2 separate regions of the Homo sapiens genome follow, and region 2 is linked to region 1. Evidence: chromatin loops called from intact Hi-C (ENCODE). Cell type or tissue: heart left ventricle. All regions are shown on one strand.

The links. Peaks named below come from ENCODE experiments on the same cell type or tissue, not always from the same donor. Only the 100,000 strongest peaks of a DNase experiment are listed, where the experiment ranks them.
Region 2: it touches region 1 in a loop (4-fold over the local background); 60 of 110 quality-filtered maps call a loop at or near these places.

What each region holds. Positions count from the first base shown.
Region 1 is chr5:113,374,656-113,382,655 of GRCh38, reverse strand. The region is part of intron 2 of MCC (MCC regulator of Wnt signaling pathway); the gene reads left to right. Among named protein-coding and RNA genes, the nearest start is that of TSSK1B, 56 kb to the left of the region's middle. In heart left ventricle, a CTCF peak has its summit at 3,519 (motif pointing left); no DNase peak of the experiment used is centred here; H3K27ac peaks cover 1,022 bases.
Region 2 is chr5:113,598,340-113,606,339 of GRCh38, reverse strand. No RefSeq gene overlaps it. Among named protein-coding and RNA genes, the nearest start is that of YTHDC2, 89 kb to the right of the region's middle. In heart left ventricle, no CTCF peak of the experiment used is centred here; no DNase peak of the experiment used is centred here; H3K4me3 peaks cover 123 bases.

The DNA of each region.
Region 1 (8,000 bases):
CTTATTATTATTACCACCCGGTTTTAAGTCCTGGGGATTGGGAAAACAACTCCCTATTCAGCCTAACGTAAATCAAATACATCCAAAAATTGACACTAATTAGGCTGGGCACCATGGCTCACACCTGTAATCCCAGCACTTTAGGAGGCCGAGGCGGGAGGATCACTTGAGGTCACAAGTTTGAAACTAGCCTGGGCAACGTACAAAAAATTTAAAAGTTAGCCAGGTGCAGTGGTGCATGCCTGTTGTCCTAGCTACTCAGGAGGCTGATATGGAGGAGTTACTTGAGCCCAAGAGTTAGAGGTTGCAGTGAGCTATGATTACACCACTGCACTCCAGCCGGGGTGATAGAGTAAGACCCTGTATCCAAAAAAAAAAAAAAAAAGGACAATAATTAGATAAAGATATACATGTTCAATTAGTCCTTCTCTTTTCTATACTATTAACCTCTCCTTCTGACTCTATTTAGGTAAACTCCAGGATCTCCCTTCTGGGGGTGGAGGGAAACCCTCTCTTGACTTTGTGTCCCCATTAGTACTGCCTTATTTCTCTGACCCTTTCTTCAGTGAACTCTTACCATCTTCAGTCCTCACCACTCTGCTGGCCCTGCTCTTGCTGCCTCCATGTTGGCAATCCAAAGATTCCTTTTCTGCCCACATCTAAATCTTTGGATTTTGACCCAGCTGACCACTCCTTCATGCTAGCTATACTTTATTCTCTTGGACTTCTTGACACCATGTTCTCCTGTTTACCATTTTAGCTTCCCTTTCTCAGCCTATACTACTTCCAAATTTGGAGGTGCCTTGGGGTTACATTCTCTCCTTAGATGATTTCTTGTGGTCCCATGGGTTTATTTATTTATTTATTTGAGTCAGGATCTCACTCTGTCACCCAGGCTGGAGTGCAGTGGTGCAATCATGGCTCACTACAGCCTCAACCTCCTGGACTCAAGTGATCCTCCTGTCTCAGCTTCCCAAGTAGCTGGAACTACAGGCATGCACCACCAGGCCCAGCTAATATTTTGTATTTTTTTGTGGAGATGGGTTTCACTATGTTGTCCAGGATAGTCTCAACTCTTGGACTCAAGCCATCTTCCTGCCTCAGCCTCCCAGAGTGCTGAGATTACAGGCAAGCACCACCATGCCGAGCTTGGTCGTATGGTTTTAAATACTAGTTTTGTACCAGTAACTCCCAAATATAATTATATATATCCCTGCCCTTTCCTGTGATCTCCAGAATCAGGTTAAATTGACATGTATTCCTAGATATCTTACAGACTTCCAACCTTAATGCAGTGAAAAAGAACTTTTGATTCTGTCCCCTACTTTTTCTCCCAGGCTTACTAGTCTCCCAGATAACCTTTACCTAGGAAATATCTGCATTTAGTAAATATCTGCATCTTGGAAATATTTCTGTTCATCTGTTTGCTCAAGCTGGCAAGTCCCACTGTCTCGCGTGCAAAAGTATAGCCAGAATCTGCCCACTTCCTTTGCTCTCCTGCCATCACCGTGTCCAAATCACCATCATATCTTGCCTTGCCTACTAAAATAACCTTTAACTGGCCTCCCTGGCCCCTTCCTTGGCTCCTGACATTTTATTTTCTACCCTGTAGTCAGAATTGTCTTTTAAAGTTATAAAATCATGCTTAGTTCAATCCCATGTCTAAAACATTCTGTGGCTTCTGTATCATCTTAAAATAAAGTCCAAATTCCTTACCACAATGTGGTGCACACCACCCACTCTGAGTTGATCTCATCTTGCTCCCCTGACTTACCATGTTTGCCACAGTCACACTGGCCTTCCTGCTTTTCCTCTAATTTAGCAAACTCAGCCTGTCTCTGAGCCTTTACTAGGCACTTAACCGGGCTTAAATATTTCCTCTTCAGAGAGGCCTTTCCAAGCTCAAGCAGCCTCTCCTCCTTTCCTCATTCACATGCCCTTAACTGCTTCATACCACTCACCCTTATCTGACATGAGTTATGTACCTCCTTGAATATTTACTTATCTATCTTTCCCCATACAAATAAATTTCCACCGGATTACTAATGACGTTGATTGTCATGTTTACTGCTATACTCCAGCACTTAGAATAGTGCCTGGCACAGGGAAGATGCTTGGTGCATGTTTGTTGAATGAATGAATGAATGAATGAATGAGCAATGCACTGTCATGCTACTTTAGGGACACAGGGAAGTGCAGTGCACAGTTCCAGACACTAAATAACTTATAATGTGATTGTGGATGCATAAGCACATGACAAATTAAGTGACAATAAGCTTTAAAGTAGAGTTAACAAAAGTTTGGAAGCCATCGAATGGTACAGAAGTTATGGTCTGCTCTGTAAGAGGAGCTAAGAAATACTGTGAACAGGAGTTTCAGGAAATGGTTACCTGTGACTGTAGGATGGAGAGAAGTAGAAAGAATGTTGTGCTGTTGTGAGAAAAGCCTAAGAAAAACTTCGGTTTAATAGTTAAGTGCCAGAAGAAGTTTATTGTCAGCCTCGACATTTCACAGCACATCTACAGCAGGGAGCTGGGTTGGCAGAAAAAGACTAGTCAAAACATTACATGCTCAGCTCGGAAGAGGAATTTCCATAGATTCATTCCTCCTAAGTGTTTTCTGCAGAACACTGATTTAAAGAGATGGTTATAAATATTATGTGAGGAAGGAATTTCTTTGTTAAGTACATGTGAAAACTTTGGGTTAAACTAGATTATAGTTTTCTTTATGGCAAGACATCTCGGAGCCTTTAATATGCTATTGTTTCTTGAAAGTCTCCAGAAGAAGAATAAAATATAAGCATTTTCCACACTTAATTGACTATAAACTTTTACTCACAAAGCTTCTCTTAGGCCATGCATTCTCTGCTCAAAAGTTCTTTGGGTGAAAATTAAGGCACCTGAACAAACACGTCATAACAGATTTTTATATCGGTTTAAGCCATCCCAGAAACAATATTTTTAAATTTTTATGTGTTTTAGACATCAGCTATACAATTTAATACTTGTAGCAATAATACAAATGTTTTAAAATTACTAGTATTTATTAGCATGAGACAATTTGCTAGGCACTTTACTTGTATTATAATGCTAGAAAGATAGATCCCAATTTCACCACTGAGTTGCCATGGAACTTAGGCTAAGTTCCTGATTGTTCTGAGCTTTAAGTTTTTTATGTCTCAAGATAAAGCGGTAACACAAACATTATAGGGAAGTTGGAAAGATTTAGTGAGATATTACATGTAAAGTTCCTACATAGAGCTTAAAATATCACAGGTTTTCAGTATATAATCGTGTTGTTATCATTATCATCTCTAATCCTTGCAACTACTTTCCTCATCTAGAATAGAATGCTCCTTCTATACAGGAGGAAACTGAGGCTGTAAGCCACAGAGCAAGTAAGGAATAGAGAACACTCAGTCTGTTGAAAGAGATGATTGAGTCTCTTGCAACTTTAACTTAGAAAACTGACGTGATGAGCAAAGTGCAAACTGAAAATAACACTGCCACCCAGAGGCCACTCCCAGAAATGACAGACATATGGTCCTCAGGGACTTGAGGCAGGGTCTGAGGGCAATTCGTGTTAGTGAAAGCCCATCTTGTTGGCAGCAAAGTGATGCATACATTATACCAGAACAGTTGTGAGGTATTCTGTATGCTACCTAATTTTCCCATGAAAAACAAATAATCTAGGTTCATTATAATTACTTGTAGATTTCATTTTGAAAAGTGTGCTTTTCTTTGTGATTGGGAAAGACTGGAGTTAAAAAAGAAATTCTAGCATTAGATATTTACATATGTTAGCAATTCCAACGGAGCCTTTGTTTAAACATGCCCTTTTGAATAAATAGTTTTTCTTTTTTACTTCAGCCAAGCTGTAAACCTTACACATGGATTCCATGTACTTGTGTCAAACATGTGAATTATGTGAAAGGGGCAGTGCTTCAGGCTGATGGCCACTGAAGGGGCAGGGATTGCCTGAGGAGAGCTGATGCATCCCTTTGAGCTGACCTAATGAGGCTGTCACCTGTCTGTGCTTCTCAGAGCTTTGGGGGCACTTGTTTTTCTTCCTTTGGTCAGGTCTCAGAGAGCCCCAAAACTTATTTCAATCAAATTCCGTAGTTGTAAAACATTGTTTAAGATAGTAGACATAACAACCTGCTAATTAGTACAATTACCTTTAATTTATACTAAGATTAGAACACCAGGCACAATTTCCAATAACCTATATCTCCAAAGACTCTTTATTGCCCTTTCCTTGAGGTAGATTCTCACCTGATGTGTCAGCCTTCATTGCTGCTCTGATGGTGCCCCATGGTCTAAGGAAAAAATAAAGTACTGAAGTTTCTCAGAAAAACTAACAGTAAAAAAAAGTTTTCTCTAATAGGAACTCAAAAAGTTAGATGAAAGAATATGTGGTTGAGACAGGAAGGACCTCAAACCCACAAGCCCAAGGGAGGAAGTATGAGGAGATATCCTGATTCCTTGGCAGATTTAAAGAAACAATAAGCAGCCTCCTGAATTTGGGTTTGATATCTTGTTTAAAAAAGTTAAAACTACAGTTTTAATTAATATATACAAAATCTATTCAGCCCTGACATATCCCAGTTTTCCAGAATGAATGCTACTATTAGATTTCATTGTTAAAAATACTGCCCAGTGAGCATAAAACCAGACTCAAGTCACACACGATAGCCTTCAGCCCCATTTGAAGGTAAAAGGGTTTTTTTTTCATTTTTGTTGTAGTTTTGTTTTATTTTACATACTCTAAGCCCTCTGTCAAAGGGTAAACAATTTAATTTATTCCAATATTTAATTGGGAGTTATAAAGGCCTTTAAAGTCTTTAAGTAATGGGTACCATTTTACATTCTATTGTTGCATACTGAGAATGCTGTGAAGCAACTATCTATAGATTAAGTTTGGGCAAATTTAGCCAAGTCTTTGATTAGCAGTTAATTTTTGTCTCTTTTTATTAATCATTGTCCTTCCTGTCCTTGAGGAGTCCCTAATTCCTATTGATTCTTCTCTTCATACTTCTCAGATTGGCAGTACCATGGTCTAGGTATGGATCCTCCCTCATCTCTTGATTACTGGAGTTTCCTCCTAGTTGTTCTTTCTGCCTGCAAGCTGTTGATTTCAGTCAGTGCTGCTATGGCTTCCTAATATTTTTGCTAGGTACTCATGATACAGCTCTCTTTTATCTACTTAATTGACTATGCTGTCACCTCTGGATGCTTTTGGATGTCAAGACTCCTAACCATCTAGTGGGCTCATTCTACTATATCACATCATGTTTCCCACTGCTTCCCACATGGGCCCTTAGCTTCAGTAATGCTGGCCTTCTTATGACCCCTATACAACCCCTCAAACCTACTTCTTGAGTTTTGTTCCTTCTGTACTATATATTAGGGCTTTTTGGTGACAAGCAGCAAACACCCAACTCTAATACTTTGAAGAAGAAGTGGGAGGTGGTGAGAGAGAATGCAAATGTGACCATATTGGAGAAGCCTAGGCAGTTAGGTCCAGCATGGATGGATTCAAAGGATCAAATGTCATCAGCCTTCCTTCTGCTGTGTCTCAGCCCTTTCCTTTAGAATTGGCTTTATTCTCAGGCTCCTGGTCATGGCTTCCAGCAGCCCAAGTCTTACAGCCATTCTGTCGGGTAGCCACAGAGAAAAGAGGGATTCTTCTCTAATGGTGGCTTCACAGAAGTCCTGGGAATTGGTCTCACTAGCTCTTCTTGGGTCATATATCTATTCCTGAACAAGTCACTCAGACTATAAGAATGCAGTGATCTGATTGGCCAGGCCTGGATTACATGCTCAGCTTGAGAAATTAGGGTAGAGTTGGCTCTATCCCCATCTTGTGGACTAAGAGCTGAGGAAAGAGCAGGTAGGGAATCAAGGTGCTGTCACTACCAGAAAGGCGAATGAGTGCCGGGCAGGGAAAAATAACAGATGCCCATTCCATGGTTTTAATGGAAGTTTTCTTTTTATGTGTATTTTCACCATCCTCAAAAGGCTTTAATAATGCTACATAATACTGATATGTGTGTGTGTGTGTGTGTGTGTGTGTGTGTGTATAAAATATGGCAACTAGGAGATTCATGTGTGTCTTATACACAACCCAATTGTAAGTTTCTAACTGAATTGGTAAACATTTTATTTTATGTCTCTTAATGTGTTTTCATTATATCTTGTGCATTTAACTGTCATTGCAATTATCAGCCACATTGTGTTATAATCATCCACTGTATATCCATCTTCTCTACTCAATTATGCATGTTGGGCAAATAGTACAGAGACTGACACAGGGCATGCATTGGGTGAGTATTTGGCCAATAAACAAATATACCAGTGAACAAAGCTCTCTGATACCCATAGCACCTAATCCCATGGACAACAACTATTTTCAATTTATTGTCAGTCTTCAAAGCATGAACCTGTTTGTTCAAGGTACAGTTATTCCTTTGAAATAAGAAATGTGTGCTTGGATCTGAGCAACTTTTAAAGAGAAAATCAGTCCAAGTAATGAGTTAAAGATCAATATTACCAAGGTTAATTTTTTTATTTTAAATCTACTCTTATCCTGAGGATATAGTCTCAAGCTGGATGAAATGAAAACACCAGAACACTGAGTTCACATCAGCTAATATCTAGTACGTGCCTTCGCTATGACACTTGCTGCTAAATTGACAGAAGAAAGAGAATGTGTGATGTGGCTGATTGAAAAACATGGCCACAATATTTTGCAGCTTTTCCCATCAAGAGGTGGAGTATTTTTTCCCCACCCCTTAAATCTAGGGTGGCCTTGTGGTTTGCTTTGAAAATAAAATGTCACAGGAATGAAATTGTGCAAGTTCTGGAGCCAAGGCCTCAAATCCCTTGCAGCTTCTTCATTCATGTCTTGGAACACCCCTGCCACCATGAAAGAACATCTGGACTAGACTAACAAAAGTTGAAAGACCACACAGGGAGGCCCAGCCAACAGCCAGCACCAAGCCCCAGACATGGACTAAGTGTGGATATCTTAGTCCCTCCAGCCCCTGTCAAGCTACCAGATGACTATAGTCACATCAGTGACCCCAGATGGGACAAGCCAAAGTACTGCTCAGCTAAGCCCAGCCCAGCTGAGAATTGTTGACCCCCAGAATCACGAGAAACAGTAAATTGTTGCTGTTTTAAGTCACTAAGTTTTGTGGTGGTTTTTTATGTAGCAGTAAACATGAAACACATAGAGAATTATCCTTAAGAAATTTGTGAAATTATTGTGAATCAAGACAAAACATATAAATAGAACTAGTACAGGATCATATATGATCAAGTGAAAAATGTGTGAAGCAAACAAGTTGTGCTATAGGAGATGAGAAAGGAGAATCATTGTCAGAAACCAGAGAAGACTCTTGGAAGAAATTAAGTCCAAGCTGATCTTGGAAAACTGGAAAAAAAAAATGGAACAATGTTGAAATAAGGAAACACACCCAGGTCATGATAAGTTGGAGAAGAGCTCAATAGAAAGTATTCAACCTGTAATTAAATTCAATGTCCCTGTGCATCATACCGAGTTATATGAACATCCAGGGAGTACATAGCTGTGGTTGGGTGTGGGAAGTACTAAAAGCTCCAAGACAAACATGGTGCATCTTTTTTTTTTTTTTTTTTTTTGAGACAGGGTCTCACTCTGTCACCCAGGCTGGAGTGCTGTAGCACAGTCACGGCTCACTGCAGCCTTGACCTCCTGGACTCAAGCCATCCTCCCACCTCAGCCTCCTGAGTAGCTGAGACCACAGGCGTGCACCACCATGCCCCAGCTAATTTTTGTATTTTTTGTAGAGATGGGATTTCACCATGTTGCCCAGGCTAGTCTTGAACTTCTGGGCTCAAATGATCCACCTGCCTCAGCCTCCCAAAGTGCTGGGATTTACAGCTGAGCCATTGTGCCCAGCAAACATGGTGCATCTTCTCAAGCATCAATTTAGTTGACTATTTGGAGGAAAAGTT
Region 2 (8,000 bases), 220 kb before region 1:
TCCAGCCCCATGCAATGGCTAGGTTTCCATGAAGGGAAATCAGTTCAAAACACAGCCAAAATGCCCAGAATGGAGGCCGACAGCCTTGAAATGAAAGGATGTCCCAGATGGGGCCCCAAAATGAAGCGGCGACATTGTCTGGGATAAATACCCGAGGTTCGTTGTTTCACGCCAAGGGATTCAAGGACATGGACACACAAGTAGAGAGTTTAAGAGCAGAGGTTTAATACGTAAAAGAAAAAGAGAATAGCTCTCTATTCTGCACAGAGAGAGGGGCACCCGAGTGGGTCTTCCAGTTTTGTGATGAAATAAACGGGGTTTTGTAGATGAGCTTGAGGAGGTGGTGTCTGATTTATATAGGAGGAGGTGGTGTCTGATTTACATAGGGCCCAAGAGATTGGTAGAACCAGTTGTTATGTTTGCATGGGGTTCAAGGAAGCTGCCCATCCCACCCTAATCTTTTATTGTGCAGATGGGCTCTCTACCTGGCCAGCGCCATGTTGTCTGTTCCTTACTGTACACGTGGTTCACAAAGGGAAGATGGAGCCACCATGTTGAACATGACTGGCCCCCAGGTAGCCTTTCTCTACTGGCACAGCTGCTGGTATTTACCTATGCAAGATTTTAGCTTGCTTAGTTATGCTTGCAGCTTGATTTTTCAGGCTGCTTTTTGTTAGAAAAGAAATGATTTGGGGGCTGCTTTTACAAAAAGGAAAGCTTACTGAGGACTTTCTTACCCTATCTGCCTAAATAATTTCCAACTCCTGTATCGAAACGACTGTACTTTTTCTACCACATTATCTTTGTGTCCTTGTGAAAAAAAATCAGTTGCCCATAGATGTTGAGTGTATTTCTGGACTTTCCATTACTTTCTACTGCTCTATGTGTCCACATTTATGTAAAAACCAGGTTGTTTTGTATACTAAAGTGTCTTAGTCTGTTTGTGTTGCTATAAAGGAATATCGGAGATGGTAATTTATTTTTTATAAAAAGGTTTATTTGGCTCATGATTCTGCAGGCTATACAAGAAGCATGGTGTCAGTATTTGCTTCTGGTGAGAGCTTCAGGCTGCTTCCACTCATGGCAGAAGGCAAAGGGGAGCCAGCTGTACAGAGATCACATGGCAAGCAAGAAAGCAAGAGAGAGGGGGATTAATCTATTCACATAGGATCTACCTTCATGACCCAAACACCTCCCATTAGGACCCATCTCCAACACTGGAAACCAAATTTCAACATCAGATTTGGAAGGGGTCAAACAAACTATATCCAAACTATAGCATAAAGCTTTGTTAAGTCTTGAATTAGATAAAAATTAAGTATGGGCCCTCTAAAGTTGTACTTTTTCCATTGTTTTGGCTATGCTAAGGTCCTTTACATTTCCATATAAATTTTGAAATCAGCTTGCCCATGTCTACAAAAAAGCCCACTTTTGTGATTCTGATGAATCTATAGATTTTGCAGAGAACTGACTTCTTAGCAATATTGAGTCTTCCAACCCATGAAAAAGTAAATCTTTGTTTTTTAGGTCATCTTTAATTTCTCTCAGCAACATTTTGTACATTTCAGTGTATAGGTTTTTCGTATCTTTTGTCAGTTATTCCTAAATATTTATCTTTTTTGATGCTTTGTAAATGGCATTTTTTCTTATTTTAACTTACAGTTGTTTGTTGCCAATATACAGAAATACAGCTGGGTTCTTGTATATTGATTTTGTATCCTGGAACCTTGTTAAACTCATTAATTAGTTCAAGTAGCTTTTGGTAGTGGGAAACTAATAATTTTCCCTGCCCCAGAATCTTTGTTGTGATAATATAACTTTGCTATTCCTTTGGAGAACCATTTCTTTTCTACTCTTGGTCCATGTGTTTGGGAAGACATTTAACAGAGACTAATTAGCACAGTGATTGGTGTAGAGACAATGGTGTACGTGACCAGTTCATCCAATGAAAGTAAATGCTGGAAGTTATGAGGAAGTCAATGGGAAAACATTGCTTTTTCTAGCTAGTTCAAAGTAGAATGTTACTGATTTCAAATTTAAGTCCATTGTGGTCAGAGAACACACTTTGTATGATTTGAATGCTTTTAAATTTATTGGGATTTGCTTTGTGGCCCACAACAGGTCTATCATAAGTATTATATGTGCACTTGAAAAGACTGTGTATTCTAATCCTGTTATGTGGTAAGTTCTATTAATGTTAATTAAGTCAAGTTGATGGATAGTGTTTTTCAAGCCTACTATTTTTTGCTGACTTTATGCTTACTTTTTCTAACAATTATTGAGAGACATTGAAATCTCTGACTATAATTGTCAACTTACCTATTTTTCCTTGCAGTTCTATCAATTTTCACTTAAGTCATTTTGAAGCTCTTTTATTATTAAGAGCATAAGCTTTTAGGATTATTATATCCATTGATCTTTTATTAAGTTACTGTCTTTATCCCAATTATATTCTTTGTTCTGAATTATCCTTTGTCTGACATTAATATAACCATTCTAGCTTTTTAAAAGTTAATATTAGCATGGCATAACTTCTTTCATTTTTTTAACATTTAACCTGTGTGTCTTTACATTTATGATTCATTTCTTGTAGGCATCATGTAGCTGGGTCTTGGTTTTTTATCCAATCTGACAAGCTCTCCCTTTTATTTGGAGTTTTTGGACCATTCCACTTAATATGATGTATTAGTCTGTTCTTACGCTGCTAATAAAGACATACCCAAGACTGGGTAATTTATAAAGAAAAAGAGGTTTAATGGACTCACAGTTCCACATGGCTGGGGAGGCCTCACAATCATGGTAGAAGGTGAAGGCAAAGGCAAGTCTTAACATGGCAGCAGGCAAGAGTGCCTGTGCAGGAAACTGCCCTTTATAAAACCATCAGATCTCGTGCAGCTGATTCACTATCATGAGAACAGCATGGAAAACCCACCCCCGTGATTCAGTTACCTCCCACCAGGTCCCTGCCATGACACACGAGGATTATGGAAGCTACAATTCAAGATGAGATTTAGGTGGGGACCCAGCCAAGCCATATCATAAGATTACTAATTTTTTCAGTTTGAGTCTATTGTCTGTTTTCTATTTTTGTTGTTGTCTTTGTCTCTATTTGTTATTTCCATTTGTTTTTTGTACCATTTTCCCTTTTTTGAAGTTTTGCAAGTCTGGTGGGAACAGGCACTATTTTTGGCCATTTATAAGCACCAGGCACTGTTTTCTTTAATCCTTTCAGATGGTTCTTTTCCTGACTTCAGGTAGTTTTTGCACGCATGCACTGATCAGCAGCTTGCTGAACACTCCAGAGGGACCCTCTGCAGAGAGTTGCGGTTTACTCTCTATGAAATTCTCTCATCTCTGGTCTTCTGTCTGTTCTAAGAGCTCTAGGTGCTTTGGTTTTCCCACTCTTAACTTTGTCTCCTCAACTCAAGAACTCAAGAACCAAATAAATACAGCCAAATGATTTTTTGACAAAGGTGCAAAGGCAATTCAAGAGAGAAAGGGTAGTCTTTTAAATAATAGTGATGGAACAATTGGACATTCATGTACATAAAAATGAACCTCAACCTATCTCATACTTTATCCAAAAATTAACTCAAAATGGATCATGAATCTAAATATAAAACTATAAAACTTTTAGAAAAAACAATGGAAGAAAACCTTCATAACTGGGGGTTAGGCAAAGAGTTCTCAGTATGACACCAACATCACTATCCATAAAAAAAGATATAGCTTATCAAAATTAAAAATTATAAAAAATGTTAAGGGAATGAAAAGACAAGCTACAAATAAAGTATTTTCAAGTCACATATCTGACAAAGGACCTGTATTCAGAATCTATAATGAACTCTCAAAACTAACAGTAAGAAAACAATTTTGAAATGGTCTAAAGACTTGGAGAGGAAATATAGGTGACTTACCCAAAGAGGATATATGGTTGACAAATAAGCACATGCAAAGATGTTCAACATTAGTGGCTATTAGAGAAATACCACTTAACCCCATGATCAGATACTATTGCACACCTAATAGAATGGTGAAAATAAAGAATACCGACAATAGTAACAGCTATCAACAATGTGAAACAACTGGACCTCTCTGACATTACTGGGAGGAATGCAAAATGATATAGCTATTCTCAAAAATAGTGAATACTATTCAGCAATAAAAGAAAATAAAATGAATTGTAGATATAAACAATAATTTGGATGAATCTCAAAGACATTATGCTAAGTGAAAAAGCCAGTCTCAAAAGGTTACATACTGTATGATTCTATCTATAGGACATTCTCAAGAAGACAAACCAAGAATGTCAGAGAACAGATCAGTGGTTGGCAGGGGTTAGGGGTCGGGGGGATGATGTAACTACAAAGGGGTAGCACAAGGGAATTTTTTAGGATGATGAAATTGCATCCTGATTGTGGTGAAGGTTACCTAAATTTGTACATGTGTTAAAATTCAAAGAACTGTCCATCTTTAAAAAAGTTCATTTTACTCTATTCATTTTAAAAGTTAAGATTTAAAAGAAAACTTTATAGTAAACTAATACTAAATGGTGACATCTAGTTGTCCAGATATTCTGAGAAGAGCAAAGTGAAGAGCTTCAGTGGGTCCCTGAGTCTGAAACATGCCTGGTATATTCAAGGAATAGTAAGCAGGTCAGTGTGGCTAAAGTAGGATGAGTAGGAAAGGAGAGTAGAGGACAGAAGGTCAGAGATAATGAGAGATCAGATTATGTAAGGACTTTGGCTTTTGAATTAAATAGGGAGCGACTGCAGGGTGTTGAGCAGAAAATATGAGATGAGCAGATTTAATGTTTTAAAAAGATCACTGTAACTCCTGTGTTGAAAATAGATTTGTGTAGGGGGAAGAGAAGAGGAGGTAGAAGAGGGAAGATATCTTAGGAGCTACTTCAGTAACCCAGGTAAGAATGACTGTTTGCGGCTCAGTACAGAATGGTTGTGACAGATGTTGTGAGAAACGGCTGGAGTCGAGATATAATTTAGAAGGTAGACTCAAGATACTTATTTTCTGATGGATTGAATTGAAAAATGAATTGAAAAGGAGTCCAGGATGACTTCAAGTTTTCTGGCCTGAGCAACCAAAAGATTTAAACCAGCATCAGTTAAAGGGAGGACAGCTTTGGGTAAATCAGGACGGGGGAAAGAATAGTTCAATTGTGAATATGCTGTTTGAGATTCTAACAGCCAAATGAAGATTTTACATTTGGCTGGAAAGATCAAGGTGCATCCAGTGGCCTTAGGCATACTGACTGCGCTGTGTGGTCCTTTTGGTTAACTGTGGAGAGTTCTGGAGCAGAATGGGGAATCTGTGTTCTGGGAAGCTCATTCCACACCAGAACTAAAAGGTTGTAGTCACTTGTAAGTTACCTGTTCAGTTGCGGTCTTTTATTCAGGAGTGAAGTTTATTTGATTTATTCATCAAGACTTTCTCTGTCTCAGGATATAAGATTTTAAATGGTGAAGAATGCATCTCTAAAAACAAATTCTTAAATGAATATGTCTTTCCTTATAGTACTCATTCAAGATTATTCTTTTCTCATTGTTTATCTTTGCTGTAGTTTTTAGAGTCAGGCTGAGTCGTTCAGTGAATAAAAGGTGTCAGTAGATACAAGGCTGCTGTAATCTAAGCTGCCCAGAGAATCAGAAGGAACAAATACGAATTGTGGATAGGGGTGGGAAATATACAAACTCACTGAAGAACAGTTTTAGACAAAGTACCAGATAAAATGAAAAATAATGGCAACTGACAAATTATGAAAATTAAGTTCTTGATTTAAGAAGCCAAAGAGTGGAAATAGCAATGAAATCTGACATCAGCTCCAGCTGCAAATCTTTATGTGCATATTATGAAATAAAAACGTCACAAGATGTCTCCTTCTGGCCCTTCCCATTCCCCCAAATAGAAATTAACAATAGTACTATTTTAGATTCCAGGTTTATACATAAACACATTATATATGTATAGCTCTGTTTCACAGCCTAATCCCATCCCAAATCCCAAACCCAAATATCTTCCGACTAGGTTGTTAACTAACAAATCTATATACAACTCTTCTCAAGAGATCAAAATACAATGACTCAATACTAGATCCAAGGGAATAGATTTCCCATAATGAATCTGTAGGCTTCAGAATAAGTAAACAAGGGAATGTCTAGAAATGAAAGCTTCTAATATTCCTTCATATTACATTCATCTGCCATTTTTTATTTTTTTTGAGATGGAGTCTCGCTCTGTTGCCCAGGCTGGAATGCAGTGGCACGATCTCGGCTCACTGCAACCTCTGCCTCCCAGGTTCAAGTGATTCTTCTACCTCAGCCTCCCAAGTAGCTGGGACTACAGGTATGAGCCACCACACCCAGCTAATTTTTGTATTTTTAGTAGAGATGGGGTTTCACCATATTGGCCAGGCTGGTCTTGAACCCCTGACCTCGTCATCTGCTCGCCTTGGCCTCCCAGAGTGCTGGGATTACAGATGTGAGCCACCACACCCGGCCTCATCTGCGTTTTCTAAGTAGTGTTGTATTTAGTCCACAGCATCTTTGAGAAGGTATATTCAATATGCTAAAAACTATATAGTATTTGGAAAAACTATGACAAAGATATCATTCATGAAAATAGGATTTGACTACTTTCTCTTTTTGTGCATTGATGTTTGATGTGAAAAATCACAAATTAGCTGGGCATGGTGGTTCAAGCCTGTAATTGCAGCACTTTGGGAGGCCAAGGAGGGAAGACTGATTGGGCCTAGGTGTTTGAGACCAGCTTGGGCAACATGACAAAACCTTGTCTCTACAAGAAATACAAAAATTAGCTGGGCATGGTGCACATGCCTGAAGTCTCAGCTACCTGGGAGGCTGAGGTGGGAGGATCACTTAAGCCCAGGAAGTCAAGGCTACAGTGAGCCATGATCGTGCCACTGCACTCCAGCCTGGGTGACAGAGTGAGATCCCATTAAAAAAAAAATTCACAAATTAGAGAATAAGAATTAGTCAAATCTTAGATTCATAACTGTGTACAGTGGACATAGAAATAATTTAAATATATATCATCATTGTAAGTTGGCCATGTATTGGGGGGTGAGGGAGTGGGCAGTGAGGCATGGGGAACAATGCTTTTTTGAAGCCTCTGTGATTTCATTATATAATCAGAGTAATTGTTTTGCCACTACATATTCTTTCAGAATGACAGGAAGTTAGGAAATATTATCTTGAGAAATTACTAAGAACAGCAATTTCTGTACTATTTTGTGTTTTTCCGTCTTACCATTAGTTGTTAAGCTGCCGAGTCAAAATCAGCCTAGTTTAAAATAATCCACCTCACAGAAAGTTTTGATATAATAAACATTTTCTCTATTCATCCATTCACTTATATAATCTCTAAGGAAATATATTTTAATTTCCTAAATATCAGTATTTTCTTATAAGTGCACAGTGGATTTTTGTGTCTCAAAGCTAATTAAAAATATGAAGAAACTGTTTCATATAATAACCAAAAGATTCTGCACAGCTAACTTAGGAAAACTTACCGTATACTAAATTGAAAGCTAATTTCCGATACTGACTGACTGCAATAGAATGGAATAAATGGCATTTGCTTTTTTGTTACTATGAACATAAACCCAAAAGCCTGTTTCTACCACATGTGCATACAATATATGCACAGGTATGTGAGTATATAGTTGTATTATTCTAGGCTTGATTTTCTCATTTTGATTAATAAAATTAAAGGGTTTTTTTTTTCCAATTGGCTAAATGAGAACTCTCTGAATTTGTGTCAAATACATTGATAATCTTATAAACTCTTGACTTTCAACTTCATAGCAGAATATTTGAAAATATTCACTGAATTTCAATGTGCATGTTAAAGTGTTGTCTTGACTTAATTTATATAAGTAGATTAGGATATGTATATGATATAGAGGGAGGAAAAACTGAAGAATATATCTGCAAGAGCTTATCTCTATTAGCATACTATGCTCA